Linked DNA regions of Mus musculus: region 2 is linked to region 1. A link is a loop called in an ENCODE intact Hi-C map of the cell type or tissue named here. Cell type or tissue: heart. All regions are shown on one strand. Each heading gives the region's core, and the rest is flanking DNA. Links, peaks and the distances in the headings are about the cores only.

What was found. Hi-C counts contacts between places; a loop is a spot of excess contacts. Peaks named below come from ENCODE experiments on the same cell type or tissue, not always from the same donor. Only the 100,000 strongest peaks of a DNase experiment are listed, where the experiment ranks them.
Region 2: a loop joins it to region 1, with 15 times the contacts of the local background. A loop is called at or near these places in 24 of 42 quality-filtered maps.

Annotation. Positions count from the first base shown.
Region 1 is chr4:104,906,637-104,918,005 of GRCm38, forward strand. It overlaps Fyb2 (FYN binding protein 2), which reads left to right and starts at 6,925. Exons shown (of 20, transcript NM_001162980.2): 1 at 6,925-7,054. The coding sequence starts at 7,046. In heart, for the core only: a CTCF peak has its summit at 5,212 (motif pointing right); a DNase peak (open chromatin) is centred at 5,225; H3K4me3 peaks cover 635 bases; H3K27ac peaks cover 289 bases; H3K27me3 peaks cover 1,936 bases.
Region 2 is chr4:105,117,381-105,128,749 of GRCm38, forward strand. No RefSeq gene overlaps it. Among named protein-coding and RNA genes, the nearest start is that of Prkaa2, 13 kb to the left of the region's middle. In heart, for the core only: a CTCF peak has its summit at 5,294 (motif pointing left); a DNase peak (open chromatin) is centred at 5,301.

The DNA.
Region 1 (11,369 bases), core at 1,796-9,795:
CCTGCTTTCTTATAGAACCCAGGGCCACCAGCCTAGGGTTGGTACCACCCAAAGTAGGCTAAGACTTCCTCCCTTCAATCGCCAATTAAGAAAATGCCCTACAGCCAGATCATTCTCTCAGTTGAGATCCTTCATGTCAGATGTCTCTAGCCTGTGTCAAGGTGACATAAAAGAGCCCAAGTCCAATCTGTATTGCCCACGTGCTTTGGATATGATGCCTGCCCTGGAATGTGGTTAACTTATAAGAGGTTACATCGTTAAAGAGAACGGTTTGCTTTTCCTAGTGGATATCAAATTCCAAAAGCTCCTAGTGGATGATAGATGGGACTTTGTGCCACCCTTTTGCTGGGATTTTGTCTAGCTTGAGTTTATACAGGTCTTGTGCATTCTGTCGTGATCACTGTGAGCTTACATGTGCCATTGTCCTGGTGTGTCAAGAAAATCGTTTTTTAAAAAATCATTTATGACCTCTGCCCTCTCTTCACAGGTCCCTGAGCCTTGTGGGTAGAGGTGTGATATAGATACCGCATTTACGGCTGAATGTTCCACAGTTTCTTCTTCGTCTCTGTACATTGCCATCTACTGCAAGAAGAAACTTCTCTGAGGAGGGTTTGAGAGACATCCTAATCTATGGGTATAACAATATGTCATTAGAATAATTTTAATAGGGGAGTAGCTGTGATCATATTTCATTGTATTCACTATGAAATTCTCAGAAAAAAAAGAAAAAAATTTCATCTTGCTAAATCACATGATAGTATGATACTGACTAACAGAAGCAGAAAATGAGAACACTAAATACTGGGTTGTATACTTTTCTCAAGCAAAGAAGAATCAAGACTTCTTATAGGTCTATAGACCGCCAAGATCATTCTAGGCTTTTCATCATTATATATAATCTACAAATAGGCATATATTGTATAGTAATTCATTCCATGTTTCTGATTGGTTGTCCATCCCTTCCTACCTACCTACCTGTCTGCCTGTCTGCTATAGAACCCTATTCTTCATTTTTAACCATCTTGTTTTATTTGATATCATATCGCTCAAGTCTTTTTAGGCCATCATGGGGGGAAGGAAAAAAACAATTCAGGAGAAGAAGGACGCCTGGGAAGAGCTGGATCAGTGGAGTATGGGGACCTGAGTCTGGATACTTCCTGCTCGTGGGAAAAGCCTGATGGTCAACTGCATGTCTGTGGTCCAGTGCTTGTGGGCAGAGACAGGCAGGCGTATGCCAGGGGCTGGCAGGCCAGGCATAGTTCATGTGCTCCAAGTTCAGTGTGAGCCCCTGTCCCAGGAATAAGGTAGCAAATGACAGATAAAGACACCTGATGTCAACCTCTGGCCTCCGCGTGCAACTACACACACACACACACACACACACACACACACACACCGTGGGGGGGGTGAAGAATTAAACCTGTGTGCTCGTACACCAGGGCATCTGCCATGATCTTTCTGATCTTGCTATCTTCAGTGAGAAGAAGGGAAACAACCCTGAAAACGCTGTCATGAAAAATAGAATACAATAGATGTTGTGTCACTTGTTATACAATAGACTTCCAATAAATTTAACTTCCTTTCCCCTTCCCTTCTTTCCCCTTTGAAAGTAGTCGGGATATAAATTATACATAAACAAATTACATGTTCTGCTGAAAGTCCTCAGACATGATTAATGTAACCAATAATAGTGTTAATATTAATAGTGGGTTACTCCAGCAGCAGCATCCTGACTGACAATCAATCTGTGCACCACATGACAGATCGTGCTCAAGGCTTACCCAGGGAAATGGAGAATGCACAGGCTTTCTTCCCACTTTCCCATGTTATATATATACATATATATATATTCCTTCGTCACTTTAGGGTATTGTGGATAAGCCATTACTTATGGTACAAAGTGTAAGTAATACATTTGTCAAGAAATAAAAAACAGTGATGTGATAGGAAATATCTGAGGCTGAAAGGTTTGGAACAATCTAGAATGTGCCAGAATACAGTTGTCTGCTATTCACTGCCTGTTGCATTATCTTTTCCTGGAATTCACAAATGAATGTTTGTTCACTCCAGATAGGCTGAAACCAGGGACCAAAGTTGTGACTGTGCCCAAGTCTAGCTCAGTGATTCAACGAGTCTATTGAGCTTACTCACAGAAGCATAGGCGAGAGGTTCTTTGAAGGATGTAGGTGGCTCCCAAGGAGCTTCACCACTGAAGAGTCCCACCCCAGTGTGAGTGGTGACTTCCCTCAAACTGCAAATATGGAGTCCCCACTTCCGTTAACTCTTCACCTCCCAGCCAGGCAGTGGTGGCCCATGCCTTTAATGCCAGCACTTGGGAGGCAGAGGCAGGCCGATTTCTGAGTTTGGGGCCAGCCTGATCTACAGAGTGACTTCCAGGACAGTCAGAGCTATACAGAGAAACGCTGTCACAAAAAAACCAAACCAAACCAAACCAAACCAAACCAAAAAAAAAAAAAAAAAAAAACAAACCAAAACAACAACAAAAAAAAACCTCTTCACCTTCCTAGACCACAGGCAGTTTGGACAGAATTACAGCTAGGAGGTACAGCACAGAAGGCAGGGAATAGCTAGAATTTTAGGAAAGGATCTAAAGACCCTTCCAAAGCCCTCCTTCTATGAGTAAAAGTAAACAGGTCTGATTTTGTCTTTTGTAGATAGTCATAGGCTCTCTGGAGAAGATAATAATGACTTCTCCAGTAATGACTAATGAAGTTAGGCTTGGAGGGCAGTAGCCCAAAAAATAGATAGGACTTAAATGGGGGTGTGTGGTAGTTTGAATAAAAATGTCCTCCGTAGACTTGTAGGGAGTGGCACTACTAGAAGGTGTAGCCACGTTGGAGCAGGTGTAGAAAATTTGCCACTAGCAGGTGGACTTTGAAGTCTCAGAAGCTCAGGCCAGGTCTAATGGCTCACAGTCTCTTCCTCCTGCCTGCAGATCAAGATGTAGACCTCTCAACTCCTACTCCAGCACCATGTCTGCCCTCATGCTTCCATGCTTTCCACCATGACAATAAAGCACTAAATCTCTGAACTGTAAGCCAGCCCCAGTTTAGTGTTTTCCTTTGTAAGTGTTGCCTTGGTCATGGTATCTATCCACTGCAATAGAATTCCTCAGAGATGGGGCACACCGTGTCTCCTATAGGAAAAGCAAACCAAAGATATTAAAAGAAGATTTTGAGCCCAACTTCAGTCTATCTGTTAAGATCTCCCACCTCCCACTTTCAGAACTTAATTTGGGGGAACCTACTTTAAACCTTTAAGCTCTCAGACCCTGTAAGCTTATTGTTTGGTATTTCTTGAACATTGAAAGAAATGGCAAACAGGCTGGCTGCGAGGGTGGAGACTGGAGCCAGGCTATCAGGACTGGAATTTCTGTTCTTCCATTTGCTAAATGTTGCCCTTAGGAGACTACTTAACTTGTGTGTGCCTCAGTTCTCAACTAGAGAGTAGGGCTTATAATAAAGATAATTAGGGAGCAGTCTGCAAGGTCTATGGTCCTGTTTTCTGCAGACAATAGTCTGAGACATTTGCAATCAGCCATTTCCTCGTCCCTGGTTAACTGGAACTCATGGGGCAATTTCTCCTGGCCCGGGGCCAGAGTACCAGGTACTTGGTCAGATCGCATCTTTCTTGACTGAATAGTGTTCATTCCTAAGGTACAGTGAGATCTAGTTTTACTCAGGTCAAAATTCAGACCTCACATCTCCAACTCTTCACAGTGACTGTATTTGCTAGCTTTCCCCCTCCCGTGTCAGCATGTGTGATTTGTCTTCTGGTGGAGCTGGGCACCCACTCACTGGGACCAGCTCAATCACAGGATGGGGCTTGTGAGCAATTTGAGATCACTGCGGTTGAGGGTGGAGGATGAAACAGTGCTACCCCATTCCCGTAGCTAGGCGTGACCTGTGCATTGCAACATTGATAACAGTGATTTGAGGTAAGAGGAGAGAGGACAAGAGGAATGGCATGTGGGGTCTTGCGAAGTGCTAAGAACCTTGCCAGAGTTCAGATGGCCGTTAGTCCTGAAGTTAACCTTGCTGGCCTTCACTTTAAAGACAAAGAACATCACAGAGGGACTTAGTGGGAACTGTATTTTCCATCTGCATCTTATGATAATTTTCAGGATGATACATGGTGCTAGGCGACTACTCTCCTACCTCTCTCTTTTGTCTGTTTACTTAGCAATGTTTTTATTACTTATAATATCTAATACAACATAATGATAGATAATTATTGAAGAAATAATGTCCCCAAAAGTCCATACACATTTAGTTCTGATGTAATCCTCCTGGCATCTCCATTTCCCCAACCCCTTTCCCACTGGATTTTTCTGCCTCTGTAATTTCCTCTTCCCCTATCATCCCTTTGGCCTCAGTTAAGTCATGATGTTTGTCATCAAGAGATAAATGAGCAAGCGACATGACGCTAGTTAAAGCACTTGCTTCTACAAAGGACCTGGGTTCGATTCCCAGCACCCACATGGTGGCTTTCAGTGGTCTGTAACTATAGTCCCAGAAGATAAAAAACAAACAAACAAACAAACAAACAACCCTCTTCTGGCTCTGCATGCACTTCAGACCTGTACTGCACATAAATACATGCAGACAAAATACACACAGAAGAGTTAATTAATTTAAAAATTATACAATATATTTTGTTATACTCTTTCCCCTTCTCCACTGTGCCCAGATCCTGCCATTTCCACTCACTCAACATCATATTCTTTCTCTCTCTTAACACAAAAATCAGCCTAGATGTCCATCAACAGATGAACTGGTAATGAAATGGGTTACACATGCAAGGTGGAATTGTATTCAGTTGTAAAGTAAAACCAAGTTATAAAATTCATAGGAAAACATAGAAGTAAGAAACATTATATTGGTAACCCAGGCTTAGAAATAAAACTACCTCTTCCTTGCCCACATGCAGATCCTAGCTTCTAAATGTTAACTACAGTTAGATCGTAGTAAGTATAGGAAAAGGCCAGGAAATTCAAAAGAGCCCAAGGGAAGGAGGAGGAGGCCAAGCCTACTGGCAATATAGTCCCCACGCCCAACAGCTAAATGAAGGTACCTCGTAAACACTAGGACTCACCACTCTAACTAGTTTAGGGCCAAACCAAAGGAAACCTCTAGGAGACCCTGAAGCCCTGCTTATCCTCGGCCATGTAGGCTGTCCTGACGCCACCAGGGGGAGCCCTTGTGTTGGGACCATGGGGATGTTGGAGGCCCAATGGCCCCTGGGGCGCAGAGCTGTGCTGAGCATAGGTCATAAAGGACCCTTGGCCTTGAGGAAAGACAGCAAAGGACTGTGAGCAGTGCTGGGCAAAGTGAAAATCGTGCAGTCGGTTACCTCTTAGGGGACAAGCAAGCAGTACTTCCTACCTACTCTCCTTCCCCTGCTCCTGTCAAGACAAGGGAATCTTATTATTTTAAGACTTTTTGTTTCCATTATAAATACTGTTTATTATGAATTTCTGTGTTCAATACACAAAATAAAATTTAAGTATTTAAGGTAATCATGGGATATATACAATTTATTCTGATTATTGCTAAAATCATGTTCACATTCAAGCCTTGAAGTCTGAGGAGCCAGTGTTTATACATGGAAGCATGCTGTCTAATGTGTATCTCACATAGGGTCTGACAGTGACTCTGGAGTGGACAAAGTACTGGTCCCATGTCTCGCCTACCCAACAGTGGGTGTTGTGTGGTAGTCAGCACACCTTCACTGTCCTCTCAGTGTTGCAGCGTCTCAGGGACGCCTCGATGGCCTACGGTTACCGACCTTTTTTAAGACTTTGAAAGCCAGGCATGGTGGTGCATGCCTTAAATCATAGCACTAGGGAGACACAGGCAAATAGATCTCTGTGAGTTTGAGGCCAACCTGGTCTACACAGTGATAGCCAGGATAGCCAGGGCTATAAACAGAGAAGACAACAATAATGATTTGGTTGGAGGCATTCCAAGTTATAATGTGAGTTTGAAGGCAGCTTGAGTAGGAGAACCTGCACCAAACAACAACCAAACAGACAAACAAACAAAAACATTTTTTTTTTTAGTCCATAAAAAGCAATGAAACTCAGCAGGCCGTATATAAATCAGAGCACCTGCCCACCTCCAATCCCCAGGACAGCTGAGAGATCTGCTGCCCCACCCCCACCCCCACCCCAAATCTAGGAACTGAAGTTTGGGTTTCCAGCCAGGATCAGCTCAGGCAGGAAACAGCAAAGAAATCAGAACCCGGAGTCATTGTCCATCAGAGCTCCTTTCCTTCAGCATCCTACCAGCATCACTCCGAGCTAGTTAAGGCCATCTCTCCAAGCTCCAGTTAGTGCCCTGCTAAAAGGAGGACAGCTGAACTTGATTCCAGGGCTACTTGTAAGAGCTAAAGGGATTCATGTCTTAAAACACCGCGACCATGCCTGTCTTTAAAAACAGGTGTAATTTATTTCAGCTTCCGCTCACCCCCCCCCCCCCCCCAATAAAAGCACCTGCCAGCTTAGCGACACTTAAGAGCTTTCTTTTCTAGGAGCCCTGAGCAGCTTTTGTGAAATTAAGTAGCCATCAGCAGGGGCGGAGTTGGGTGAGGGCGCTCACTAAAGGAGATCACGGTGTCCTGAGCTTTTTTTTTTTTTTTTTTCAGTCTAACTTTAGGGACAAGATGTACTCAGCTCTCAGAAACTCCCCCAGATGGGATGTGATGGGAGAGGACCCGACTCAGGCACAAAATGAAACCAGTGCAAAGGGAGTGATGGCAAGGAAGCCCGGGACCAGTGGCCTTCTGCCCACACACCGGCCCCTACCCCTATGCAGCAGGTCCGGCTGGCAGGATGGAGGCCCGCCCACCCGAGAGAGGGAGGAGCCACAGCCCAGGTGGAGCAGGTGAGGAGCCCCGGCTCCAGCTCCTCCGGGACAGGCGAAGTGACTGCAAGCTGGCTGGCGGAGGCGAGAGCATTGTTGGCCCCAGGATCCAACTCTGGGAAGCTGGCATTGTCTCCCAGTCGCTGCCTAGGAGGACCACAATGGAGGAGGTAAGGCACCCGCTCGCGTGTGGGCTGTAATCTTGCGAACTTTAGTTCCTTCCAAAGGAGGAAGCTCTAGGGAAAGAGCTGCCAGTGTGTCCTGGGCCGGGCCAAACATGTCAGGTGTCCCGCTATGAAACTGGCATGCTGGCCTTGCTCAGGCAGCCTGTGCCCTCTGTCTCTATAGAACCCGAGGAGCTCTCTCTAACTCAGGGCACAGTTCAAGTGCCTGTCACTTCATTGTTGACTTTCCTTCTCTGTCCGGCCTCTGCGGTGGCAGATGGGTGTCCAGGTTCAAGGACAGAGCATGACTCTGGGAAAAGGTAGCCTCGTAGTAAGTGATATGCCCTGTGGCATTTTTTACATCGCTGTTCCCTAAGAACTCTGTGGGCTGGGGCAAAAGTGCTAATGCCCTTGAGCCCTAGGGATCTATCTCACTTAAGTGAGACCGAAGGTGCATGAAAAAACAGAGCCCAGGCTTGCGGTAGCTCCAGAGGCTGGGGTGTTGAAAAGCTAAAGCCAGTCTGAGCCACACAGGGGGACACTGGAGGATTTTGGTTTTGACAAAAGCAACGCGAGGGTTTGAATGGCTTCGATCAGCTGGATGCTGTTAGCATAGTCAGAGATTTTGCCTGGCTAACCCCATCCCTTCTAGTCCTTGCCCTGCTGTTCTGTTAGTGACTTGCATTTCACAGATATATACAAGCATGTTGTGCCATGTCTCTATTACATATTTGGGAACAAAGTTATTTACTATTGAAATTGTGTTACTTCCCACCCAGATGTTTGGTTTACAGTCAGGATGGTGGATTCGCTCATCTGTGGCTGGCAAGGATTGCTCTGGAGTTTTAAAGGGGTGCTTGCATCTCTGGCAACACTGGTACCTCTGGTGGTTCACACCATTCAGTTAGTTGAGTTTTGGAAAGGGGGAGCCAAGAACCCCAGTTCCAGCCCATTTGTGGTGCTACCATGTTTAGAAACTACTTCCTTTAGTGGGGTGGGGGAAATTATTTTATTTAGAAAGGGTATGGATTTACAGCCCAGACTGGCCTCAACCTTTTAAATGCTTGAATTACAGGCAGGTGTCACCATGTCAACCTCTATTGGTCAACTTTTGGGACCTTCTTCCGAGTTGGCAACTTGCCAGGCTGAACTGATTCAGCCTGTGGATTCAGAAAAAAGAAAAGAAAAGAAAAGCATTTACATTCTGCCCTCTCTGGCTAGCCAGCATCCGAACTGCCCACCACCACTTCTGCTTATCAACCTGATGGGACAAAGACCTGGAGGTCATTGTCCCTGGGGTTTTTAGGTGAAGAAGCTGAAGGGCAGTACATTATTGCTACATGGTATGGCACCACCAGTCAGAACAGGGCTAGGGCCTAGGCTCAGGTTGGTGAATCATAGCTCCTGGGAGCCGGCTCTAAGCCAGGCAGCAGGAGCAAGAATTAATTACTCCAGCCGAACAGACAGGATGTACAAAAAGTACCAAAGGACGTATTTGCTTCCTAGTAACATTTTATAGAACAAGAAAAATCAGTGCACGTCTTCCTCTGCTCAGAAAGATGAGGGGGAAGGACCCAAAGAGAAATATGGGTAGTTTCTCATCTGGAGAGGATCCATCTATTGTTTTAGAAAGCCAACGGAACATTCCTTTAAAATATATATATTTTAAAATATATATTATATATATATCACCTCCTTTGTATTGTCAGTTTCCTTTTTGGATACATGGATACAGTTAGGAACCAAATAGTCCCAAATCTCTGCGTTAGCCAGGCACACTGGTACATGAGTGTAGTTCCAGCACCTGGAAGGCTGAGGCAGGATCAAAAGTTCGAGATCAGACTCAGCTATGTAGCTGTATAAAACACATTCATGACACTTTATATACTAGTAAGAAAGGAGAAGGAAGCGAAACTCTAAGGGTTAAACGGTAGCTAATGCAATGCAGACATTCGAAGCAGAGAAGGCTCTAAGGTCATGAGACAACCGAGGAGACTGCCACTTTAAGGGGCACAGTGTCAAAGGTCAATAAATATGAAGAAGAAACTGAACAGAGACTTTAAGTTAGAGAGTGGTTGTGTGGATGTTTTGGGGGAAAGATTCTGTTGAGATGCATAGTTCATCTAAGCTTCTTTGATGAAGAGCAAGCAGCCAAGTGTACGCTAAAGAAGCAAGGCAAGCAAGGGATAGAAGCTCACATCATAAAGGGCGTGGAACCCTTAGTGGAAACCAGCTTTGCCCGACGATGGCAAGTAGCTATGTGGCACCATCTGGCTTCCATTTCCTAAGAGTCAGGTGGCTGGAGTTTGGAAATGAGATGGCCAGAAGTGAGAGAGCAGCAGCTGGCTGGCCTGGTAGAGGGAAGGTGCTTAGATCTAAGAAGAAGTGGCTCAGGCTTGGCTTAGCAGGGACGGTGGTTACAAGTGTCAGATTCGGGGTCTCAGACTTTGGATGACTGAACCAACCATGTTTTGGCTTTATAAGGCACAGAAGCGGCTTTCATTTGGCAAAACTACTTTGAGCTGTGACTCTTGATCTTTTATCAGCCATGTGTGGCGCTATACAGGTAAATGAATATTCTAAGTGTTCTCTGTTGCTAAGCAATGAGTTTTAGTAGGATGGGTGCATCAACTGTGTTTTTAGCTTACGATATGGTATTTTCTACTCACCATGGGATTGCTGTGCCATTATCCTGTGGTAAGTCAAGGTGCATCTGTATGCTAAAGGTAGAGTCATCGAGCTATGCTGACTAGAGAAGGGAAGGAGGGAGGGAGAGGATTGCTGATGACCCAAAGGCACAAAGGCTGAGCTTGAGGAAGGAAGGAGCCAGCGGTTTTTTTTTTTTTTTTTTTTTTTTTTTTTTTTTTTTTTTTTAAGAGATGACTTAATACTGAGCAGTTTAGAAGGAGACCAGGAGTCAGTTTTAGACATGGGATGATTGAAGGGCTAATTATACAGAGGAATACTCAGCCTCAGAGTTCACCGGAGAGGTTGAAGCAGGAGAATAATCAGAATGATATCAACATTAGAACAGTGCTGACGATGCGTAGGTGTTTAAGACCCATAGTGTTAAAACTGACCTCACATTCTCCAACATCCTCCTCAGGAGATGAACGCAGGCTCCCTGTACTGTGTCTGGGCAAAACGGCAGGCTGCCTTGAACATTGTAGGTTGTCACATTCGGCACTGTGGGACTTCACAGACTCCGAAGAAGCACTGTTCCCATCTTGTTTTGAGAACTGAGTCTTACAGCCCTGAGCTAGGTCAGCAGCCCTTGCCCTGACGCTTCCATGCTGAAGATGACCTCATGCACACCCGAGCTGGCAGTTCTGGATGAGCCTAGCTTGCTAGCCTTCCTGCAAGGCTTTCCTCAGGGTCTCACAGACCGCACCAGCACCAGGCAAGCCCCACAGAGTGGCTTTCATCAACGCCCTGTGGATAGAAAACTCACCCAATTGGGGCATGTTAATATTCTCCTTCTATACTATTGGGCGATGCAGAAGGCGGGGTTTATGTTCTTTTTAGGTCACTTAATTTTCTGTTGTTTGGTTCTGTATTAGGTAGAAAAACAAATGGATACCTTTAGGTTTTTTTGTTTGTTTGTTATTAAAAGAAAAGTTATTTATATCTGGGCATAGTAGTACACACCTCTAATCCTAGCATTTAGAAAGCTACGGCAGGAGGACTGTAAATTTAAGGCCAGCCTGTGCTACATAGTGAGGTTCTAGCTGAACACGCTGCCACACAGCTTTAATCCCAGCACTCTGGAGGCTAAGAATGTGGATCCCTGAGCTCAAGGCCAGCCTTATCGACAAAGCAGTTCCAGACCATTCAAGATGACATAGTGAGACCCTGTCCCAAACAAACAACAGCAAACATGTGTTTCTTATAAATATATGGTTTGGAGGAATTCTGTAAGAGTATGCTTTGAGCTGGCTCAATTGGCAAAGGGCTTGCCATGCAGGCATGAGAACCTAAACTCAATTTGCAGCACCCACGTCAAATGGCAGGCTTTGTGGTGTATGCTTGCAATTCTCAAACTGGGAAGCCAGAGACCTGAGGATCCCTGTGCTTGATGGACAGTTGTCTGGCACAATCTGTGAGCTCCAGGTTCAGTGAGATAGCTTGCCTCAAAAACCAAGGTGAGAGTGGTTCCTCAGGAGCCACATCTGAGGTTGCCCTCTGGTCTCCACATGCATATGCAAATATGTATCTGAGCACACAAATATGTACATGTACAAACATCACACACACACACACACACACACACACACACACACACACACACACTGCGGGGGCTGCTTTACAGACCCTCATACTA
Region 2 (11,369 bases), core at 1,792-9,791, 210 kb after region 1:
AGGTAATTCCAAATGTTTTTATAAATAACAAAATATTTCTCCGTCTAAGGAAAAAGACTTTAAAGCTTTGCCAGAGAACTCAGTTTTCAAATTGAACTCTGGTATTTGAAGGTTCTTAATTCTCAAGTCTCAGGTTTTGTATTAGCCTTAAAACTTTCACTAATGAATGTTGAATAGCTGTTTTTAAAATACCGTTGTGTTTAAAGTGCTATGGAACTATCTATCAAACCAACTTAAATCCCCAGGCTCTGTGAGTGCACTGCTCCTTTGTTCTAGACAACATTTCTTCTTTAGTGACATTGAGTGGCCAGCAAGCATCTCAGTGCATTCACTGGTGGTGAAGTAAGGAGAAAGCCAGGCGCTGCCCTTTCCTTATTTTCACTCAGAATGGTAGCATCTGTTGAAGAAAGCCCAGACCTTCACTGGAGACAGGAAAGCAGCCCTTACTTAATACTCTTATAATAGGTATAGGGGTGGTTACTGTGGGGGTTAATGGAAGAAAAGAGATTGAAATCAACTCCCAAAAGGTCTCTGTCTACACAGGTGGGGTGTATTGTTAGATGGAATACTGCTAATCAACTAGGGAAATTCCTTGCTAAACTGATATAAGATTTTCTGGTGACAGCATGGCATGTGATCAGACATTACCTGGAAGAGAGGGAGTGGAGGGTAAGGGATTTGATTAGATAGTGGGGTTGAGCATTCTTGTTACAACTGGCCTCTTAAGGACATGCCCAACAATGAGGCCCAACTGGACTCTGATAAGCAAGTGTTTGTCACATTCTAGCAGTCTCCTGCTAGAATCAGCCAACCATAAAAGACAATGTAATGCTAGTGGTGGGTGCTGCCTGGAAACCCAAAGCTAAGTCAATAATCTCAGAGAGAAGAGGAAGAGACTGACCAAGCACTTGTACTTAGTTGTCAGAGAAAGTCTGGGAATGCAGCATTTGAGAATCATGTAAAGGGAGACTTATATGAATGAAGGCACTTCTGGAATGTTATGGATAAATCCATCTCAGACAGAAGGAACAGCAAGTTCACAACACACAGCATATACCAGACGACCGGAGAGAAAGCTCGTCCAGAGCTTAGATATGATTCATTAGCACAAACATGAAAGAGGGTCGAGAAGTTCACAGTTAGAAGGGATGCATCAGGAGACGTTCAAACAGGAGAATGACACGATGATGTGACTAATGTAAAGGGTCCGTTGGTGTGTTTATGTGGAAAACTGTCTAAGCAGTGAGAGCAATGATACAAGAATTGATGCAAGGCTGTTGTAGACCAGATGAGAGCTGATATAGGTTTACTGGGATGGTCTAGTGCAGATGAAGAAAGGCACTAAAATACAGTAGAAAGACTGAAGATAGTACATAAGGTTGCTGGTGGCTGAATGAAATGTATAAAGATCAAAAAGAGAAGAACCAAAAACTTGGCTCTCAGGGGCTTGAACCTAAGGCCTCCTCTACTGGGCAGCCTCTCTTCCATGTCTATAGCTCAACTGAATGTTTTTCCTTTTGATTTTACAAAAGGGATATAATTTTTTTTTCTGAAAAATTAGGGATGGGAAGGGAATTGTTAGATGACAAACTTCTGCTTCAACTGTGGTAAGTTCATAATGCCTTATAGGAATCCAGCAAGGCTTGTGGTCAACCGCAAAAGGGCACAATGGAGAGGAAGGTCTATCTAATCTCAAAATGTAAGTACATGTTCACTTTTTTCTCAGTACTCTGACGAGGTAGCTGATAATAGCAACTTAAGGAAAGGTTTGTCTTAGCTCACAGTTGAGGGTGTGGTTCATTATTCTGCAGAAAGGTGAGGCAGCTTGTTAGACTGCATCCACACTTGGGAGGTATTGGGGGGATGAGGGTAGACTCCCTCTTTCCTTTTCCATGGAACAGTGCTACCCACATTTAGGATGAATCTTCACACTTCAGTTAACTTGGTCTAGAAATTCCTTTACAAATAAGCCCAGATGTTTGCCTCTTTGGTGATTCTAGATCCTGTCAAGTGGACAATAGTAACCATGACGGCGTTTCAGAATCATCCACCTTTATACGCAGGACTAGAGTTCAGTCTTGGATTTACTTTGGAAGTGAATATAGAGAGCAAAGGAAGAGATAGCAGGATTTATTTATTCCAGATTTGGAGACATGGAAAAGAAGAGGTGCCATCGAAGGTCTCTAAGGAATGCCCACTGAGTTAGGTGGAAACTTAAGATGTGTTACCAGTTATTTCAAGACACTGTTATCTACTCTATCTAATGCAGCCAAGATATCAGAGGTCAAGATAATGGAGAGTTTCTAATGGGTTTGATGACTTTGACAAACCACAAGGAAAGTAATGAAGATGAACTTGTAAGTGAAATTAGTTTCTGGAAAAAAGGGAAGAAGTATATCTATTAAGTTGGCTATGAAAAGGAGCAGAGATGTATTTGAGGTGTGGGTATTCCTGCCTCTGTGTGTGTGTGTGTCACACATACACCCTGCACTCATTTGTGCATGCATGGTGCATGTGTGGATGTGGGAAGAGTGTTGGTCCTTGTCTTCCATCTTGTCGGAGGCAAGGTCTTTGGTTGTTTTCCCACTGCACATGCCAGGCTAGCTGGCCCGTGAGCTTCTGGGATTCTCTTGTCTCTGCCTCATCTTCCTATGGGAATGCTGGGATTGCAGGTGTTTGTACTTTGCATCTGGCTCTTTTTTTTTTTTTTTTTTTTTTTTTTTTTAAAGGTTGGGTCTGAGAACAGGAACATAGTCCTCATGCTTAGGCAGCAAGTACTTTTACCCAGGGAGCCATCTCCCCAGCTCCACATATTTGAATTCAACTATGAAGACAGTAGCAATAGCAAATAAATAAGTGGAGACAAAGAGAGTTCTTGTTTGATTTTGTTTTTTTAAGATGAAGAAAACTATAGCATGTTGGTATGCTGATGGGCTTGCCCAAGCTGAAAGGGAAACCTGCTAATGTATAAAAGAGTGAGTAACCTGAGAACAGGTAGCAATCCTCTCAGTGTGACAGCCCTCCCGGGCTTCATCACTCTACTCTCCAGGAAACTGCACTCCAGTGAAAACCGTGTGTAGTCAGTAAATTTAAAAACTGAACTAAGCGCTATGCCAAGTGCCTGGGAAGGACCGACTACACAGTGCAGAGCAATGCATTAGAGGCTCTTGCTCTCCATCAGGGATCGAATGATGAGAACTCATTCTAGTGGAAGCCTCTATAAGGAAGGAGGCGAAGGGGATGGAACTGAGAAATAAAGAGGATAAACAGAAACTGATGAATACTTATGGGTAAGGGGAAAATGGCTTTCTGGCTCAGTAGTGCAGGAGGATGGATCACATGAAGCACGTTTTGTAGCTTATCACTCCCTTCCCCAAACGTGTTCAAAGACTTTATGTTACCTAAAGATTAACATGCAAAGATAGGTAGCCTAGTCTAGGCACCTCTTAAATCAATCGTCTGGGTGTGCTTTTTATTTTATTTTATTTTATTTTACTTTACATACTTCCTTAGAATTCAAAACCATAGTGGGCAAAATTCAGCTTGAAAAAAAATCACTACAAAATAATTTTCCATCGAAAGTCTAAATGTATGGTTTCTTATGATGTGTGGTCCTGCCAGCTTTGACTCTTACCTTATTTTTCCTGATGCAGCAGTTCTAATAGTCTAACAATGTGTTGTTTAATAATCAATACCTATGTCAAACTCCCTTCAGTTCTGCTTTGAAGTCTGCTTTTCCCTACTCTTGCTATCAGGGTTAAATTCCCTTCTTTGATACTCGTCACAATCTACTTCACAGACATCTCCATGTCTCTCGAAACTCACCTCCCTCGTGAATCCGTCCCTCACACGCCCACATACAACCAATCAGTCTGTCTTTAGCAACACCATCTGCCTTGAGTATATTTAATTAAACCCACCATTGGATCTGCCTGTTCCATGTCCAGTCACCATCTGCCAGGCCCTTGAGAGCAAGCACAATAAGCATGGTCCTGGATCCTTAGGAGCTAAATAAAGGAGTGGCACATGGGTGAAATTGAAGTTCCGGCAGAGCTTTTTCCTCAGTTTCCTGTCTCTTTAATTTAGAATTCCAGCAACAAAGAGTGCTGTGACATTATGCTCATTCTATCACACGCTCCTCTGCCTCCTCCTCCTCCTCTTCCTCTTCTTCTTCTTCTTCCTCCTCCCCCCTCCTCTCTTTCAGGTGTATGTGTCCTCTGCCCAAAATAATCAGGGGCATGACTTGTATCCTGATCATTTCATGTCTCTAGCATCTAGCTACTCAGTAAATGTCCCAGCAATGAGTTGTTTCACGGTGATCGGGTGGCTTTACCTTTTCAAGTCATCGTGCAATCGTGCTATCCTTTCTCACCATCACAGAGAACCTCTTGGTTATTCCTGGCAGAGATCAACCTTGACGCTGCGGAGAAAGATCTGTATCACTTTTGTTCTTAGACTTTTCTAGACCAGTTCTTCATTCTGACTGACTATAAAACCCTAGCCTTCCTCTCCGCCCCCCCACACACCACGAAACCAGCTCTTTTCATTGTATCCCTATTCATTTGCCACAACTCTATCCTCCCCTACTAACAGAACCATAAACCAAATACAGCTGCCTCGATCTGATGATTTTTATATATATTTTTTCTGTTAAACAATCAATAAGCTATTGCATTTACACTATTGTTAATACTTATAACTGCCGCTTGCCCTGCTGAGAATGCTTATATTATAGTCATTTTTAAAATATTTGGTAAATTAATAATGGAAGGAATGTTATTTTCACTGTCAAATGAAAGGCTGTGCCTCTTATGCAAAATTAGTTCACTCATATTTATAACTGTTTACATCCAAGAATTTATTGGTACAGACTAGAAGATACTGTCCTTCATGAACTAATTTCTAAGTAAAATGATAACTTTAGGGCTGGTGAGATGGCTCAGCAGGTAAGAGCACCCGACTGCTCTTCCAAAGGTCCTGAGTTCAAATCCCAGCAACCACATGGTGGCTCACAACCATCCGTAACAAGATCTGACTCCCTCTTCTGGTGTGTCTGAAGTGTACTTACATATAATCAAAAAATAAATCTTTAAAAATAATAATAATAACTTTATGTTATAAAGTATTCTTGTACCCGAAGCCTATGATAGCTCGGGCAGCAAACAGAAACGTGGCAGGTGCTGAGTTTCCCTTGTGGTTTGATGAAGTTCTACCTTCTCTGCATACTGCAGAACCCAAGTGACCCATACTTGCGCTAGCCGGTCCTTGGTGAACTTGTCCATCTGGCGCCCTCTGCTGGCCTCCTGAGCTTTGATGGACTTAAGTTTTCCTCGCCTAGGGACTATCCTGAACAGTAACAATTAATTACCCAAGGAGCTAAAGGGGTCTGCAACCCTATAGGTGGAACAACAATATGAACTAACCAGTACCCCCAGAGCTCGTGTCTCTAGCTGCATATGTAGCAGAAGATGGCCTAGTCAGCCATCATAGGGAAGAGAGGCCCCTTGGTCTTGCAAACTTTATATGCCCCAGTACAGGGCCAGGAAGTAGAAGTGAGTGGGAAGGGGAGCGGCGGGGAAGAGATATGGGAGACTTTTGGGATAGCATTTGAAAATGTAAATGAAGAAAATACCTAATAAAAATTGGGGGGGGGGGAGGCTGTCTTTTACTTGACAGCCCCTTACAATGCAGAAGCCATATCAGAATTTCCAAACAATGAGTCCACGGTGCTCAGGATGTCATTTGCAAGCTGCCACAGCAGTCATGCTTGCACGCCACAGAGTGGCTCCAGTCACGGGCCCTCTCACAGCCTGGGTCACACGCTGGTCCTAAGGAACATCTGATCGCCTAGAGCCTGGAGGAAACTTTTCTTTCTCCCACGTTGTGTTTCAGTGGTGTTTTCACTCCAGTGCCTCAGAAAGGTTCTCCCATTGCAGAGGGAGAAGTGGGAAGAAGTGGGGAGAAGAAGGTGCGCTGGGAGGAGATCCTTGCAAACGTGACATTTGGTATTTCAGCTTTAGTTCCCTTGAGAATTGTGGGCGGCATCCACAACGCAACCCTGCTTTGGTTTTTTGTTTTGTTTTGTTTTGTTTTCGTTATTGAATCCACCTGTTGGTTCAAGGAGATTAACAATTATAACATTTCCAGTACACTAGATTGTAGGTGGAGTGCAGAAAAGCTCAGAAACTACTGCCTAAAAAGAAATTTGCTTGAGGTGGTAGCACACACTTTAATCCCAGCACTTGAGAGGCAGAGGCAGGCAGATTTCTGAGTTCGAGGCCAGCCTGGTCTACAGAGTGAGTTCCAGGACAGCCAGGGCTATACAGAGAAACCCTGTCTAGAAAAAACAATACAAAACAAACAAAAACAAAAAAACTTTAAATTTTTTGTTTGGGGAACAATGAAAACAATAGCTTTGGGAAGTTCTTATTTTGTTTTACAATTCATTTTCATTGTTATGAAGTTTAGGTCTACTTCTTTTGATACAAAAGACTTTCCCAGGACCCATATTCTCAGGGCTCTTTCCAAAACAGGTATGTACATGTAAAGTCATTTTTTGTTTGTTTTTCGAGACAGGGTTTCTCTGTATAGCCCTGGCTATTATCCTGGAACTCACTCTGTAGACCAGGCTGGCCTCGAACTCAGAAATCCGCCTGCCTCTGCCTCCCGAGTACTGGGATTAAAGGCGTGCGCCACCACACCCGGCTAAGGGTACATTATTAACTGCTGTGTATTTCAGACTCAAACATCTTCCACTGAGTGCTTGCCACAAGGGTCCTCTGCATGGCTCTCCTCCTCATTCCTGGGCCCTTACTTCGCCTCTTAGTTAACCACTGAAGTCTTCTCTGCAGTTTTGAAAGCTGCCCATTTCCCATTGCATCTCTGTCCAAACTCTTAAACAAACCAACAAATAAAAAAAAAAACAAAACCCTCTTGCTTATTTCACAAGTTTAAAATTTATTTTACAAAGTTTGGATTCATTCAGAAAACCCCAGGCCTTTCTCATGAAAGAGTTGCCAAAGTGTCTAAGGAAGAAGGAACATGCCATTCTGGCAACGCCAACCCCTGACAGCATTTTCTCAACACTGAATAAAGAGTGCTCTTTTCTCTAGGTCATGGAAGAGAGTGGCGTAAACATTTATTTGTGGATTGGCAATTGAATCGCAGGTACTGAGAGGTATCAGATGAGGCGCTTTTTCCACTGGCTATAGAGAAATGAGTAGCTTATATGAATTGGAGAAATGAATTCCTAGTTTGGCTAATAGCACATTCTACACCTTGTTTCCTGCTCAATCAATGGGGCATTTTTGTGGAACTAAGCCAAAGAGTTTTATGAATAGTTCTTTACTTTGCTCCATCTGTTAGGAACATTTTTTTTCAAATATAAATGAAAAATAAATCCCTTACAAAAATGTGTGTGTTCTCAGTCTGCTGCTGGGAGCTCAGTGCTTGGCTTTTCGGCATGGTGTCTTAGTTGAGTCTGCATCTGCTAGAACACTCCTAATAGAGACGATCTGTAGACAGAAACACCTTGTTCTTATTGTATTGAAAATATTTCTCAGGTTTAAGTCAAGACTTCCAATATTTCAGCTGTTCACTATTTGGGGAAGGATAGAGATAGGGTCTTGCTATATATAGCCTTGGCTAGCCCGGAGCTCACCACGGACTTGAATTCCAAGCAATCCCCCTGCCTTAACCTTTTGAGTACTGGGACTATAAGCACATACCACCATGCCTGCTGTGTAAACTATTTTTAGTTACTATGTTTCCCTTACTATAGAGTTAAGATCCTTAATTAAAATCATCTCTGCTGGTAGGGGAACGGCTCAGTCAAACCAAAGAACCTATGTGAAAAAGACCAGGAATGTGGGGTGGTCTGCGATTACAGTTCCAACACTGGGAAGGCAGAAGTAGGAGGATCCTTGGGGTTTGATGGCCAGCTACTCTATGATGGCCAGCTACTCTAGGCTAACTGATGAACTCCAGGCCAAGAGAGGCTCCGTCTCAAAAGAGGTAGATAGCATTCCTGAGGATGGTCCCCAGGGTATCTTCATGCCTCCACATGCAAGCACATGAGTGCAGATAGAGAACACATACTCACATGAAAATATTCATCACAAGTTGTTGCTTCATGAGATAAGCCATGTGGGTTTTGGATAATTAACTCAGTCTACACTGTTACTACATTTTTATGAGTAATAAAAAATATACAGCAAAGTCACTTGACTAAGAATTAACAAATCTTTGACCTAAGAATTGACATTTATCGGAATGTTCAAAAGTAATCATGAGCAATTAAGTTTCCTGTATCAAGATGACTCAGCATGTAAAACTCATGAGCAAAATCTGTTTTCTTTGAGAGTAGATACATTAAAACAATATTTGCTATGTAATCTATCGAAAACAGGCAGCAGAATTGGAAGGCTGTAGTCTGGGAGAGCGGGGGAATTGCAGAAAAGATGCTTCAATATTATTTCTGGATGACTTGTAAAGATGCAATTTTGTATAATCTATTTCCTCGCTTCACTGTGAAGTTCAAATCGTGAAAATACACAATGGAGCCAAGGGAGTTCAGCAATCATTTTGTAGATATTGAAATGTTTATTATATGTTGAATGGTAATAGAAACCAGTTTGCAGTCTACTGTTTCCATCTTCTTTTCTTTTCTTTTTTTTTTCTTTTTGGAATTATATCAGCTTTCTCATTCCTTTACATTATTATCTGTTCTTTGCCGTAAAGTCACTGCATTACACAGCCTATTTGAAATCTTTTTAATAGCCTACTAGGATAACAGTTCTCCTGACAAGTTAATAAATACATAATGTCAATCTCCATAGCTTTTCACAATAAACAAATCACAAGAGATAAGTGTAAGAAGAATCTGACTCAACAACTGATGTTCGTTGGTAGCATAGTAAATGGATAGTGAATATATCCCTGAGATATTTCCAAATGTAGAAAAACTCTTTTCACGGATTGCATGCTTTCTGTCTCTGTGTTTATCAGCAAGAAAATAGTGTATATCAAACAAAAGGTATTCATTTCCATTTATTTAAAATAAGACAGCTTCACTGGTATTTTAAAACTGCTTAGCAGATAGGAGTCTTCCAGTTGAAAGCCAGCTGATTTCTTTAAGTCCTGTGACCGATGTGTATGGTGCCTTCAGTAATAGAGCCTTGTCATCAAGTTCTGATGGGCAGTCAGGATAACGACAGTAGCCTTCATTTTTCTCTGGGATTCCTTCCCCCGTTGTGCCCAACCTACATCTTGAATGGAACTATCCCAAACCTGGTGCTGGGCTTTTCCTTTGTTGATCTATGGCTCCTAGAAAGGTCACCATTCCTTTAACTCTGTGTGAAGGTGTGCTTGCAAGCGTGTGTGTGTGTGTGTGTGTGTGTGTGTGTGTGTGTGTGTGTGTGTAAAACAGCAGATTGTTTATTCATTTTCTCATTCCCTCCTCCTTCCTATCAAGCTGCCTGGGAAGAAAATTCATGAACAGTCTTACCTCTGAACACTGGATGTTACAATAGCAACTAGATATCCCCATGGCTACAATAATGGTACAAATATCATAGAGGCAACCAATCACTTTCTGATTGGATTTAAGGCCATCCCACAGCAGGAAACGCATGCGTGGTGCTGTAATCTGGCCAAGACCCCATGGATTGGAAGCTCGTGGTATTATTTTGCTAGACAGGCACCAAACTCATGAATCTCTATGCTCACAGATTAGTGGAACTCTCAGTCTTCATCAGAGAAGCATGATGGTTAATACAAAGACTCACAATGGGTCAAAGTACCGAAGGCAAGTGTCTGTGGACTACTCCGCCATAAACGAGACATCAGTGTCACACACCCTCTCTTCAAGATTCTGAGTACACTAGCAAAGAGGGAAGCAGAAAGATCGTAAGAGTCGAAAGTCGGAGGTCAGATGTCACTAAGGTAAAACAGCATCTTCTGGACAGGACAGGAGGATCCCACTCATGAACTCATGGCAGCTGTGGTTATAAGACAGGACCCCTGCAAGATTTAAGTGTTTGTGGATCTGTCACAGAGGCGAGAGGGACACAAGAGTCCATCCCTCGATGATGAGCTACTGACAGGCAATAGCTGCCTGGGGAGGGAAAGTCAACTTTCTTTATGGATGTGATCTCTGGTAGGTTGATCACGTCCCGGGGGATGGCCCTGCAGGCATGTATGTACAGACTCAGTAGGTTATATAACAAAATAACATTTTTATATAACGATAAGACATTAAGTTGAAAGGGGGCTATGGGAGGGAGATCCAGGGAAAAGTAGAGACAGGGAGTTAGGGTAGTTATCACAATATTAGATGCATGTATGACGTTCTCAAAATAAAAGTGTATTTATAAATAACAGAGGAAAGCAAAAAATAAAAGTCTCAGGTAGAGGAAGATGGGGAAGAAAATGGAAAATAAGTTAGCTTTCCTGTGTTACAGAATGTAAATAAACATATTTAAGTAAAATACTAATTATTAGCACTAAAACATAGCACCATGTTTTGTATTATTTGTGAGTTTATTAAACCATTTAAAAAGCAATCATTGGCCGGGCATGGTGGTGCACGCCTTTAATCCCAGCACTCGGGAGGCAGAAGCAGGCGGATTTCTGAGTTCGAGGCCAGCCTGGTCTACAGTGTGAGTTCCAGAACAGCCAGGGCTACACAGAGAAACCCTGTCTCGGGAAAAAAAAAAAAAAAAAAAAAAAAAAGCAATCATTGACTGCCTAGTCTGTGCCAGAGATTTTTCTAGGTTCCAAATATATACCAATAAATAAATTTAAAGCTTCCAAAAGGATGACTATGCTTTCATCTTATGCTTTGCTAAGTACAAAATTAATGCATTCAATTGCTTTCTATAAACTTCCAGAATGGTTGCCAAATTGTGATTTCCTTTATAAGTTAATAAAAAACATTTTAAATTTAAATTTATATTTTCATGATTTAATTATTCTTGTTAGTTTGGAATATAATCATGCTAGTTTGTACACTTTTTCAGCTACTCTTTACTCTCCTACCCCATTCCCCACGCCGCTTGAGGCACTACCACATTAAAGGAGGGCTTGTTCATGTGACTTTCTTTGGCCAATGAAATGTGAATGAGACCTTACATGGATCTTAATATGTGTCCCTGATTTGGCATGAACTAGAGCCCCAGACCTCTGCCCAAAGAATACCTGTCTCCAGACATCTCTTTGTTTGTATTTTCTTCAGCTATGCTCACTACATGGTGTGTAGAGTAGATACCTGCCGCTCTCGGTGTGCACCAGTATAATCTGGATTTCTTCCCCAAAGATGAATCTTTGAGCACACTTGAACCATTTGATGTTTGTCATTTAAGTCAAATTGT